3 separate regions of the Homo sapiens genome follow, and regions 2 and 3 are each linked to region 1. The links are chromatin contacts, found by Hi-C or POLR2A ChIA-PET in ENCODE. All regions are on one chromosome and are shown on one strand. The core of a region is the stretch at or near the end of the contact, and the rest is flanking DNA. Distances in the headings are between cores, read along the strand shown.

Region 1 (4,354 bases), core at 561-3,060:
GGAGGTTGCAGTGAGCCGAGATAGCACCACTGCACTCCAGCCTGAGTGACAAGAGCAAAACTCCATCTCAAAAACAAAATAAAATAATATAAAAATAAAATCAGTGCTGGATTAATGTGAGTATTCATGTTTATATAATTATTTATTCTATTGATTGATTGATTGAGACGGAGTCTCACTCTGTCTCCCAGGCTGGAGTGTAGTGGCGTGGTGTTGGCTCACTGCAACCTCCACCTCCTGGGTTCAAATGATTCTCCTGCCTCAGCCTCCCGAGTAGCTGGGACTACAGGTACGTGCCACCAAGCCTGGCTAATTTTTTGTATTAATGTTTATATAATTTGAGGGTAAAAACAGACCCTTCTAAATCATGGCTCCAAAGGCTGCCACCATAAGGGAACGATGATAGTTCTGACAACATTAGAATTTTATTTTACTTATTCTGAGACAGGGTCTTGCTCTGTTGCCCATGCTGGAGTGCAGTAGCGCAATCTGGGCTGACCTGCAACTTCCGCCTCCTGTGTTCCAGCGATTCTCATGCCTCAGTGCCTCAGCCATCCGATTACCTGGGACGACAGGCATGCGGCACCACACCAAGCTAATTTTTGTATTTTCAGTAGAGACAGATTTCGCCATGTTGGCCAGGCTGGTGCCAAACTCCTGATCTCAGGTGATCTGTCCGCCTCGGCCTCCCAAAGTGCTGGGATTACAGGCGTGAGACACCGCACTGGGCCTGACAACAATGGAATTAAAATTTCTTTTCGTGAGAAAAAAAATCCTTATGCCTCCCCCTCCCCCAAAGTGAAATGAAAATACAAATTATAAACAGCGAAGAATGTATAACAAAAAATTATATGTCTAACAACATGGATGTTTATTATAAAATTTAAGGGGAAAAGTCAGAGTGCAAAATTGAATAGTAAAATCTCAAAAGTTTGCCTAGAAGAAAACTCAGAAGGACCAAATTTATCTCTGGGTAATACTTTTATTTTTATTTTTCCAAATGTATGCAGTGAACACGTTAATTCTAAGATCATCTTAAAGCCAAAGTTATTTATCCTAATGCCAGTAACCGTAGCTTTTTTCTTGAAAAAGGGATGGCAGCTGGAGGCTGGAATCCCCTTCCTCCTGGGAACTGCACCCATGGGTTCCTGAGAGGCAAAGTGGCAGAACAGAAAATGCTCAGCTTTGGCATCACCTCCACTTGGGTTCCCAAGTACTGGGCTCCTCTGACTTCGGTTTCTTCATCGTGAAATGGGGATACCCACATCCATCTCACAGGAGTTTTCTAAGAATTAAATGAGTCTGGCAGGTTGTAAGTGCCCAGTATAAGATATTGCCACCTTCTCTAGTCCAGGTGGTAAGTGAAAACTTAAGGAGCGGATTTTCCAAAATCAGCGCCTGCTGCTCCGAGAGCCAAGGGTGCGGTGTTTGCTGCCTCCTTGTGGGAGAGTGTGGCTCCTTGCCTGGCGGAGTCGGAGGAATAAGTTCTCGGAGGGTAGAGGGACCGTTCCTTCTCCTAGCTCCGCCAAACCCACATTGGGGGTACTCGCTCAGGGATCCCGCAGCGGTGCAAATGCGAAGCCGCGACGCGAGCTGGAACCTGGGGCGGTGCTCTGGCGCGTCGCTATCCAGGGGAGCTACGTCGAGACGGCAGGCCACTTAGCACCAATGCAGACCCGGGAGCTTTGAGGAAGCCAGAGGCTTCGGACAGAAGAAACCGCCTGGCAGGCGGAGGAGAAAGGCCAGGGCTTCCCTCCTGAGGTTGAGGCTTGCCGGAGGGAAATGGCACCGAGGACCTGGGGCGACTGATTCAGCTTCTACCCCAGGAGCAGAAGTCCCCGCCCTACTCCGGAACTGGCGGTCAACTCCCTCAGGTCACACCCGAGGCAAAAATGCAAGCTTGTGGAAATTTTCTGCCTTCAGGTCAAAATTGGGCGTGAACTCCACCTTTTTATCTTTTTTTTTGGTGGGGAAAAGTAGGTGGTAGAACGAACTTGAAAGGCCCGCAGGCATATCCAATTTCTACTTGCTTAGTGAATGGTTTTCTAACCAAGTTGGGATTTAGGATAATAGATTCCACCGCTTTTTATCGCAAAAGGCTTAGGCTTAGGCTGTCACAGGTCTAAAAAAGCAACTCATTTTGCTCTATGTTGTGAAAAAATTTAAAATAACAGAACTCATAGGTGGGAATTGAACAATGAGAACACATGGACACAGGAAGGGGAACATCACACACCGGGGACTGTTGTGGGGTGGGGGGAGGGGGGAAGGGATAGCATTAGGAGATATACCTAATGTTAAATGACGAGTTAATGGGTGCAGCACACCAACATGGCACATGTATACATATGTAACAAACCTGCACGTTGTGCACATGTACCATAAAACTTAAAGTATAATAATAAATAAAATACAGAACTAAAAATATTCGTGTTACCTGGAATTACCGTTTTAGATATCTTTCCTCACCACGTGAGAACACAGTATCAAAATGTTAAATCCGCCGGGCGCAGATCACTTGAGGCCAGGAGTTAGAGACCAGCCTGGTTGGCATAGTGAAACCCGGTCTCTACTGAAACTACAAAAATTAGCCAGGTGTGTGGCGCACCTGTGGTCCCAGCAGCTCAGGAAGCTGAGGGAGGAGAATCACTTGAATCCGGGAGGCAGAGGTTGTGCTGAGCCCAGATCCCGCCACTGCACTCCAGCCTGGCCCACAGGGAAAGAAAAAAAGAAATAAGAAAAAAAAGTTATTTACTAATCCACTGCCCAAACTCAAGGACATAGCTGATCCAATTAAAAACAAAACAAAAATGAAAAGCTTGACAGACACAAAATTCCCTTTTTAGACTTTATCTTTTAGAACAATTTTAGGTTCACAGCAAGTATTGTCGTCTCTTGGGATTTTGGGGGTATTGGTCCCAGGCCCTCCAAAGATACTTAATACCAGGGTTGCTCAAATTCTTTACGTAAAATGGCATAGTATTTGCATATAACCTATGCAGAGCTTCCCTTATACTTTAAATCATCTCTGGATTACCTGTAATACCTAATACTAGGTAAATAGTTATTCTACTTTATTATTTTGCTTTTTTTGTTTTATTTTTATGAGGTTTGATCTTATTTGTTACCCAAAAACTTTTTTTTTTTTTTTTTGAGACGGAGTTTCGTTCTTGTCGCCTGGAGTGTGATGGTGCGATCTCGGGTCACTGCAACCTCCGCCTCCCAGGTTCAGGCAATTCTCCTGCCTCAGCCTCTCACGTAGCTGGAGCTATAAGCATGCACCACCATGCCCAGCTAATTTTTTTTTTCTTTTTTTTTCTTTTTTTTGTATTTTTAGTAGAGAGGGGGGTATCGCCATGTTGGCCAGGCTGGTCTCGAACTCCTGACCTCAGGTAATCTGCCTGCCTTGGCCTCCCAAAGTGCTGGGATTACAGGCGTGAGCCACTGTGCCTTAAAGTATAATAATAATAATAAAAATAAATAAATAAATAAAATACAGAACTAAAAATATTCGTGTTACCTGGAATTACCATCTTAGATATCTTTCCTCACCACGTGAGAACACAGTATCAAAATGTTAAATCCGCCGGGCTTATTTTTGGCTGGACTCAGAAGCTCTCAGAGAGGACAGTCTGTGTCTCTTGGCAATTTGTTCCTGGTGTTTTTCTTTGGCTTCCTTTATTCTCTTGTCCAAAAGTTTAGTATATTCTGTGGCCTCTTCCTTATTTTTTTTAGTAGGTTGTTTCTTCAGAGCAATAAGCCAGGTGTTTGTGTTGCGGGACATGAGGAGTAACAACACACTGAGTCTTGGGTGCTTTGGCCCTGTGTGTCTTATCTTTGTTATAACAAAGAGCTTTCTTATAACATATTGGTGGACATCATCTTTTTAGAGAAATTGAAGTTTTTGGATTCTGCTAGCTCTTTTGGGTCCCGGGGGATGAGGCAGTATATTATCAGGCAGTTCAGGATTAGCCTTCTCTCTCTAACAATAACTGAGTTGAGAATACTCAGATTGGCATCCACAATACAACCTTGAACAGATTTGTGCATTCTTTCTTCAGTTCTCCTTGGAGGAGAGGAATACCCCTTACTCAGTAGCAGGCAGACACAGTCTTGGGTCAAAATACCCTGCTTCATGAGGAAGCCTCGTCTGTTGTCCCCACCACTGATTCCGACCACATAACCCTTCTATTCTTCACCTAGAGCATCAGCATCAACATCTGTGACTATAGCTTCTCAGAAAAAGTATGACATTTGCAATCCTCATCCACTTCAAAGAGATTCTGGCAGCCAGAGGCTGGGAAGGAGACATTCAGCTTCATGTTGAAGCAGCTGATTGTCTCTGAGGCACCAT
Region 2 (4,444 bases), core at 1,233-3,732, 200 kb after region 1:
TTAATTCAAATACAAACATTTTGCTTTCTGGAATGGGTTTGCCAGTTTATATCCCACACTCACTCCCTTTGTGGACAAGAATTTTTGTCTTCCCACATCCTTTGCCAACACTTAGCATCAGGTTTTATAATTTTTTTTTTTAGATGGAATTTCGCTCCTGTTGCCCAGGCTGGAGTGCAATGGCGTGATACTGGCTTACTGCAACCTCCGCCTCCTGGGTTCAAGCGATTCACCTGCCTCAGCCTCCCTAGTAGCTGGGATTACAGGCGACCACCACTACACCCAGCTTTTTTTTTTTTTTTCTGGTATTTTTAGTAGAGACAGGTTTTGCCGTATTGGCCAGGCTGAGTCTCGAGCTCCTGACCTCAGGTGATCGCCTGCCTCGGCCTTCCAAAGTGCTGGATTACAGGCGTGAGCCACCATGCCCAGCCATATTTTCTAATTTTTGCCAATCTGATGGATCTAAAGTAATATTTCATTATAGTTTAGTGTGCATTTCTTTTCTCCTTTCCTTTCCTTTTCTTTTTTATTTTTTGAGACGGAGTTTTGTTCTTGTAGCCCAGGCTGGAGTGCAGTGGCGCCACCTCGGCTCACTGCAACCTCCGTCTCCCGGGTTCAAGCAATTCTCCTGACTCAGCCTCCCTAGTAGCTGGGATTACAGGCGCCCACCACTACGCCCGGCTAATTTTTGTATTTTTAGTAGAGACAGGGTTTCACCATGTTGGCCAGGCTGGGTTCGAACTCCTGACCTCAGGTGATCCACCTGCCTTGGCCTCCCTAAGTGCTGGGATTACAGGCGTGAGCCACTGTGTCTGGCCTTCTTTTTTTTTTTTTTCTTTACACATTTTTTCTTTCTTTTCTTTGTTTTATTTTATTGTTTTATAGAGGAGAGGGTCTCACTATGTTGCCCAGGCTGGTCTTGAACTCCGAGGCTTAAGTGTCAGCCTCCCAAAATGCTAGGATTGCAGATGTTACAGATGGGAGCCACCACACCCAGCCTGAAATATCTTCTTAGTGTTAAAAAAAAAAAAAAAAAGAGAGAAGTGCATTATAATAGATATTGTAGGCCGGGCGCAGTGGCTCACGTCTGTAATCCCAGCACTTTGAGAGGCCGAGGTGGATGGATCATGAGTTCAGGAGTTGAAGAATAACCTGGCCAAGATGGTGAAACCCGGTCTCTACTAAAAATACAGGCTGGGCTCGGTGGCTTACGCCTGTAATCCCAGCACTTTGGGAGGCCGAGGCGGGTGGATTACGAGGTCAGGAGATCGAGACCATCCTGGCTAACACGGTGAAACCCCGTCTCTACTAAAAATACAAAAAAATTAGCCAGGCGTGGTGGTGGGCACCTGTAGTCCCAGCTACTCGGGAGGCTGAGGCAGGAGAATGGCATGAACCCGGGAGACGGAGCTTGCAGTGAGCCGAGATGGCACCACTGCACTCCAGCCTGGGCAACAGAGCAAGACTCTGTCTCAAAAAAAAGAAAAATAAATAAATAAATAAAAATACAAAAAAATTAGCAAGGTATGGTGGTGGGCGCCTGTAATCCCAGATATTGGGGAGGCTGAGGCAGAGAATTGCTTGAACCCAGGAGGCCAAGGTTGCAGTGAGCTGAGATCGTGCCACTGCATTCCAGCCTGGGTGACAGAGCAAGACTCTGTCTCAAAAAAAAAAAAAAATTAGATCTTATATGGGTGATTTATTCAATATACAGACTTGAATTTCCTCTAACAGCATTCATTACTTCATACAAAACAGTTCTTTTTTTTTTTTTTTTTTTTTTCTGAGATGGAGTCTTGCTCTATTGCCCAGGCTGGAATACGGTGGTATCATCTCGGCTCCCTGCAACCTCCACCTCCCGAGTTCAAGTGATTCTCCTGCCTCAGCCTCCTGAGTAGCTAGGACTACAGGCTCACGCCACCATGCCCAGCTAATTTTTGTATTTTTAGTAGAGACGGGGTTTCACTATGTTGGTCTGGCTGATCTCAAACTCCTGATCTTAATGATTCTCCCGCCTTGGTCTCCCAAAGTGCTGGGACTATAAGCATGAGCCACCATGCCCAGCCCAAAACAATTCTTAAGCATTAAAAAGATCAGACTCTTTATCCTTTCCAGATCACTTTTAATATCAACAAAACTTCTGGGGAAAGTTCAAGTTTCAGACTGTAGAGTGAAGGCTATAAAACGTGCTTAACACAAGGGGCTATTTGTAGTGCTCTAAAGCATGATTGGGACCAGGATGCACACTTGATCGGAGAGGTGATAACACTGTTGGACATGTTAGCGTATTTCAGTTGTTTCTGACAGTGAGAGTGCTTAAGAAAAAGATTTAATACAATATATATGTATAATCCTACCCCTCTACCAAAGTCTAGACGATTATGGACTGAGAATGTGTATGAGGAAACTGATAGTTTCAATAGTTTTTTAGCTCAGTTGGGCAAAAGTGGCTTCTCACTCAAGCACAGGACTGGCAGTGATGTAACACTTCTAAGTTTCCGCCTCCCCCAACATCAAGATAAAGTGAAAGTAAACAGGCACTTGGAAAATTACTAGTGTTCTTCCTCCTCCAGGCACATAAGAAAAGGGGGCAGAAAATTCCTTACATTTCATTTCTTTTCAGTATTGCTTATGCTCACAGCTTTCCTTTGCACAGCTCCTAGAAATAATTTTCTATATTATCCTTTGAGAGTAAAAACTTTTATAATTGGCTTTTCTGCTTATGGTTGCTCTAAAAGGCAGAGGCATCTGAAAAGGCTTTGTGATCCATCTTAATTTACATGTCTATGAGAAAGATAATTTATTCTTTAACTGAAATTAAACATTTACCCCATGTCTCTTCTTCTGAGGCAGTAACATGCTTTTACTGAGAGGAACCAGGCCATTTCCTATAGTGGTCTTCCTGCCTTCACATTTAAATGTTACATCAGTCTTTTTCTGTTTGGGGGAATTTCTCTCTCTCTCTTTTCTTTTTTGTGAGACAGCGTCTGGCTCTGTCACCCAGGCTGGAGGGCAGTGGTATGATCTTGGCTCACTGAAGCCTTGACCACTTGGGCTCAAGCTATCCTCCCACCTCAACCTCCTGAGTAGCTGAGACCACAGGCATGCACCACCATGGCTGGCTTTTTTGTTTGTTTGTTTTGTTTTTGTGATAGCTTTGGTCCCAATATTTGGGGGAATTTTATTTTGAACATCCAGAGGGGAGATAAGATAATCTACTCTGCAACAAAGTCTAAACTCAGATATCTCTATTTCTGATTTCCTGAAAACGAAACAAAGGCTGAAGTAAGAAAGACATTACCATGGCTAATACAAACTGCTGTCTTCAGCGTTTGTCTCAAGTTCTTTCATAAACTGGACTCTCAAGGTCAGTTGGCACGCTTCTTCCCCATTGGATTTGCTTGTTGGGTGGATAATAATGCTTTTACATGAGAGGTTTTGAAGGCTGGAGCTTATAAACAAAAACGCTTGATAAATAAAAATGTGAGCTGCAGGAGAAAAGGGACTTGGCTTATTTCTTTTTTTTTTTCCACTTCCATGTCGTCGTGCAAAAAGCAATGCCTGGTACATAGTGGATGCTCAGTAAATACTTGTTGAATAACTGGGAGAAGTATTTTGCATATACAAAACTAAGCTACTCTCAAATACTTTCAAAACTATTTGCTAATAATTACCATTTATAACTTATTTTGATGTTAGCATATTTATTCATTAAAAGCTTGCACTACTGTTGACCTGGAGCCTTATTGAAAAAAAAAATTGAAAAGCAGTCGGCACATTTATTTAATTTTTTGGGTCAGCAGAAAACATATGAAAAAAACAATATATGAGATCAAAAATTTCTATTTATTGGCCAGGTGCTGTGGCTCACGCCTGTAATCCCAGCACTTTGGGAGGCCTTTGTGGGCGGATCACATGAGGTCAGGAGTTCGAGACCAGCCTGGCCAACATGGTAAGCCTCGTCTCAACTAAAAATACAAAAAGTAGCCGGGCATGGTGGCAGGCACCTGTAATCCCAGCTATTTGGGAAGCTGAAGCAGGAGAATCTCTTGAACCCGGGAGGTGGAGGTTGCAGTGAGCCAAGATCGTGCCACTGCACTCCAGTATGGGCAACAAAAGCGAAACTCCATCTCAAAAAAAAAATTATGTATTTATTTATTATTTTTTGAGACAGGGTCTTGCTCTGTTGCCCAGGCTGGAGTGGCTTGGTGTGAACATGGCTCACTGTGGCCTCAACCTCCTGGGCTCAAGTGATCCTCCCACCTCAGCCTCCTGAGTAGCTGGGACCACAGGTCTGTGCCAGCACACCTGGCTAAGTTTTTAGAAAATTTTTTGTAGAGATGGGGTCTTGCCTTGTTGTGCAGTCTGGTATTGAATTCCTGGGCTCAAGCAATCCTCCTGCCCTCAGCCTCATAAAGTGTTGGGATAACAGGTGTGAGCCTTT
Region 3 (4,433 bases), core at 296-2,795, 210 kb before region 1:
GGGCATCACATAGCAAGCAGAGTGAGCATGCTAAGTGCTAACTTAGGTCTCTCTTCCACTTCTTATAAAACCACCAGTTCCTCTCTCATGATAACTCATTAATCCATTAACCCATTAATCCATAATTTATTCATACAGCCAGAGTCCTCATGATCTAATCACCTCTTAAAAGTTCCACCCCTCAATACTGCCACATTAGGCATAAAATTTCAACATGAATTTCGGAGGGGGCATTCAAACCATAACAGAGGGATGTGGAATGCATGTCGGTAGTGTAAATTAACCCAAATAACCAACATAAAGTGAGGGGTTAAGGGGGAGAAACCCACATCCACCCCACAAACATAAGATCTGCAATCACAAGGGGGCCATTCAGCAACCTTCAGAAACTTAATAATATCCCCATAAATGAGGGTGCAGAGTAGGTAAAGCACTGTCATCTCCTCCAGAAATCATTTCTGATCACCTCTACCAGTCTGGGTTAAACACCCCTCTTCTGCATTCCCATATCAACCTGGGCTTCCCACCACCTTGCACATCACAAAGTGAATTTTAACTGTCTGCCTACTTGTCTGTCTGCCCTACTAGACTGAAAGTGCCCAAGCAATAGGATTTGTTTCTTCATTGCTGTATCCCTGGCATCTAGCACAGAAGCTGGCATATAATAGGCACTCAATAAATGTTTGATGAATGAATGAATGAATGAATGAATGGACAAATTCTCGAGTCCCACTCATCAGGCATCACTAGGGGAGGCAGCCACATGGAGCTTATCTAGAGAGCTCCAAGCTCTGGACAAATGAAACTCTCAAATCCTATCAGAGCTCACAGTCGCAGCAACCATTGTCTTGCACCATGCTTGTAGAGAGGAAGAGACCAAGGACCAAATGATCATTGTCATCACGTAGGAGGCTTCTTTAACTCTGCCAGCGCCCAGCAGTTAACAGTTCAGAGCCTAACACAATACTCAGCACAACGTCATAGGTACTCAATGAATATTCATTGAAAGAATGAATGAATCAGTCACTTTAGCACTTCCTTTCCCTTCCAAGGTAATCCTTTGAAAAATTAATGGAACTTCTTAACTACTTCTTGCATGAAACTTCAGACCTCACTCAAGGACGGGGAAGCATTTCAGTTCTGATTAGAGGTCTGACACCAAGGCACACTAATGCCATGTCAATGGGTCTGACATGTGCGACTTAGAAGATTTTGCAAGCTGGCATGAATCATGATCACTTCTTTGCATGAGAGCAGGGATTGTTCCACCCCCAACACACTCCACCACCACATGCCACCATCACCCCAATCCTGTCTCTACTCCAGTGGCTCTCAACCTTGGCCACACATTAGCATCACCTGAAAAGTTTTATAAAATCTTTGGACCATGCCCTGGAACAATTAAAACAGAATTTCTGGAGGTAGGACCCAGGCATTTTTTAAAGCTCCCTAGGTGATTCCAAAGAGCAGCCAAGCTTGGGAAGTACTGCTGTCTTGACAGTCAATCAAACTGCCTCTTCAGTTCACAGTTGGCTGAGCCCTCTCCGCCCTTGCACATGGTTTGGCTGCTGGCTGGGTCCGTCCATCTGTTTGGCGGTGGCAGCAGTCACTGCTGCTTCTGTTTTCTCATCGTTCTTATCTCTGCATATTCATATGCAATATTTTTACCCTAATTTAGAGGATTGGAATAAGACTTTTGTAAGATTTTAGAACTCATGGCAGCACAACAAATGCACCTACATTTCCTTATAAGTGCACATGTGTTCGTGTGTATATATAGATGTCGTCTACCCAGAGTTTCACTTTGCTTTAGTTATTTCTTCATGCTCAGAAAATTGTATGAGCAGACTTCAGTTTCAAGAGGAGGTACTAGTTTAGGTTTGTGATGAATCTTTTACACCCTCTAGTGGTACTGCTGGGGCATATCAGTTTTGTGCAATGGGTTTATTAGACTCCTAGTCTCTTCATAACCAACAGCATCAAAGGAGACTAACCTTAGAGGTCTTTTGCTCTTTGCTGCTGTATTAATCCCAGTGATGCAATCTACCCTCATGAAGAAAAGAAGCAGATGAGTATGTAACTTATTCCTCAGCCTTTTGCTGGTCCTCCAAAGGGCTCGTCATAGGTACTTAATGAATATTCATGAAAGAAAGGATGAATCAGTCACTTCAGCACTCCCTTTCTCTTCTAAGGTAATCCTTTGAAAAATTAGTAGAACTTCTTAACTACTTCTTGCATGAAACTTTAGACCTCTCTCAAAGAAGGAGAGACATAGTAAAAACAGGACATTCACTTAGCAAAAGTGTATTGAACACTTACTATGTGCCAGGCACATGTGAGTAAAAACAATCATATCATATCAAAGTGTCTTTTTCATTGTTGTTATTTTGTGTTAAAGTATGAAGATCTTAATGTTAAGACAATAGAGGAACCTTATGATTAAGAGCTCAAAGCTGGAGCCAAACTGGTTCACGTCCTAATTCCACAATTACTGGATGTTTAACATCAGGCAAGTTACTTAACCTCTCTGTGCCTCAGTTTCTTTATCTGCAAAACAGGGATGGCAATAGTACCCTTATCATAGGATTATACTATAAAGTGCTATCTAATATTATCATTTTAATCATTAAATGTATCTTAAAGGTCCTAATTTAACTCTAGAATGATTTGCCCAGAAATTCCTTTCTAGTAGGAAATACACAAGTCATATCAAACTTCTTTTGTAAGCATGTAAGAGGCCACCAAGGTCTTCTGCTTCTTCCCCAGGCCAGTTCATGGGCTTTCATTTATTCTTGGCTTCAGGGCATTTTCTCTTAGCTCTTCTTATCTAAACCAGGGGTCAGCAAACTATAGCCAGGGGATCAAAATCTAACCCAAGGGGCTTGTTTTTATAAATAAAGTTTTATTGAAATGTAGTTACACTCATTCATTTATTTATTGTCCTATGGCTGCTCGCATGCTACAGTGGCTGACTTGAGTAGTTTCAGCAAAGACCATACAACCCACAAAGCATAAGATATTTACTACCTGGCCCTTTATAGAAGAAGCTTTCTGGCCCTTGTCTAGACTCTGAGTCGCTCTGGGCTTGCTCCCAGCTGTGTTTAGAGAGTAAGACACAGAAGGTCTGGGCTAGCCTATGTGAGAACTAAGCATGAAACCAGGTTTCACTCTTCTACCTGCCAACAAGGACTCCCCTACTCCTCTGGTCTCCCCTCCACCCCCTCATCCTGTAGTTAAAGCCCTTAGTATATGAAATGCAAGTCTTAGAAAAAAAATTGAAGAATTGAAAGACCTTTTGAATTCGTAGTTGATACCTACTTTGGGACATTTTCCTCAATTTTCAGCACCCACATATTTTTTCCTGGTGTCTAGAATTATTGAACTCTGAGCTTCCTTGCTCCCTGCAAGTAACAAGATAATGGCCTACTCTCTCCTCTTATCAAAGGCTAATTGGGTAGCTTTTTGCTCATGATATACGTTGGGAATATATTACATATATTTGCTGGAAAATATACCCTGTAAAGCAAAACTAACAGACTCCAATGAGACTGATGTATATATCCTACAAATGAGGTAAAGTAAGCAGACAGCCCCTAAAATTTGTGATAAAAGGGAAAACATTACAATTACTGGAGGTAGGTAACCCATATTAGCCATGGACTGATTCCCAGAAGGGACCTTATGAGAGAATGCAGGTGGCCAGGTTGAAAGGCAGATGTTTTCCAAGTATGGGATCCCCTCTGGAAAGACAAGGACAGAGATGAATAAATGACTAATGTGGCCTTGGATTCATTTGTGTGAGAATGTCAGAGCATACAAGGCAGAGTAGGAGGTCAGATCCATAGACAGCCTAAACATTCTCCTTAATGTTTACAAGGTTGCCTGCCTGGGATTCACTCTGTGTTGCAGCACTGTGAGTGGAATGGTAAAAATGTGAGCCTTGGCATCTGCAGTAACCTTGTTCTTACTAGTTCTGTGACCTTGAACAGGTAACTCAACCTCCTGAGCTTTACTTGACCCAAATGTCAAAGGTGGAAAATTCTTAGAGTTTTAAGTTGACAGAATGCAGGTAAAGTACTTAGCACTGCACCAGCCATCCAGCCAAGCACAACTCTTGGAGACCCACTCAACATTAAGTTGAAGAGAGCAAGATCTATGTCTTGTTCACCTTTGTATCCCCGCCATCCAGCTCTGTGTCCAGCAGATGGATAGTGGGTGCCCAGGTTAAGTTCATTGCATCATAGAGACAGAGGCAGTTCCAGGCATTCCAATGATGACCAGAGAAATAAGAAAATGCTGCAGGGGGCAAGGAGGACAATACTAAATACTCAGAGATGCTTTCTCAAACTTAGCTTGGACACAAATTTTCCTCTCTCTACCTTCTATTTTGATCATGAAAATCGTGTACTGTCCTGAAAGAAGTGAGAGGGGAT

Evidence for each region. A loop is a pair of places that touch in the nucleus more often than their neighbours do. ChIA-PET counts read pairs that join two places held with the same protein, here RNA polymerase II (POLR2A). Pooled maps may share reads with other maps.
Region 2: a pooled map shows a loop between it and region 1 (2.8-fold over the local background). The contact joins two enhancer-like sites. A Hi-C loop is called at or near these places in 6 of 50 pooled maps. POLR2A ChIA-PET finds 5 or more read pairs at or near these places in 4 of 52 experiments (CD8-positive, alpha-beta memory T cell, OCI-LY7, activated CD4-positive, alpha-beta T cell and 1 more).
Region 3: a loop to region 1 is called in a map of MCF 10A, with 10 times the contacts of the local background. The contact joins two enhancer-like sites. A Hi-C loop is called at or near these places in 2 of 168 maps with a recorded cell type or tissue (MCF 10A and mammary epithelial cell) and 9 of 50 pooled maps. POLR2A ChIA-PET finds 5 or more read pairs at or near these places in 1 of 52 experiments (activated naive CD4-positive, alpha-beta T cell).

What each region holds. Positions count from the first base shown.
Region 1 is chr6:73,387,446-73,391,799 of GRCh38, forward strand. It overlaps OOEP-AS1 (OOEP antisense RNA 1), which reads left to right. Exons shown (of 2, transcript NR_174946.1): 2 at 192-272. It also overlaps a transcript of OOEP not described here and the pseudogene RPS6P8. Among named protein-coding and RNA genes, the nearest start is that of DDX43, 5.2 kb to the right of the region's middle. Within about 2 kb of position 1,811, at least 24 of the 41 ENCODE cell types and tissues checked have a DNase peak (open chromatin) inside an H3K27ac peak, as active enhancers do.
Region 2 is chr6:73,583,214-73,587,657 of GRCh38, forward strand. No RefSeq gene overlaps it. Among named protein-coding and RNA genes, the nearest start is that of EEF1A1-AS1, 62 kb to the left of the region's middle. Within about 2 kb of position 2,483, at least 32 of the 41 ENCODE cell types and tissues checked have a DNase peak (open chromatin) inside an H3K27ac peak, as active enhancers do.
Region 3 is chr6:73,179,311-73,183,743 of GRCh38, forward strand. The region is part of intron 11 of KCNQ5 (potassium voltage-gated channel subfamily Q member 5); the gene reads left to right. Among named protein-coding and RNA genes, the nearest start is that of KCNQ5-AS1, 38 kb to the left of the region's middle. Within about 2 kb of position 1,546, at least 3 of the 41 ENCODE cell types and tissues checked have a DNase peak (open chromatin) inside an H3K27ac peak, as active enhancers do.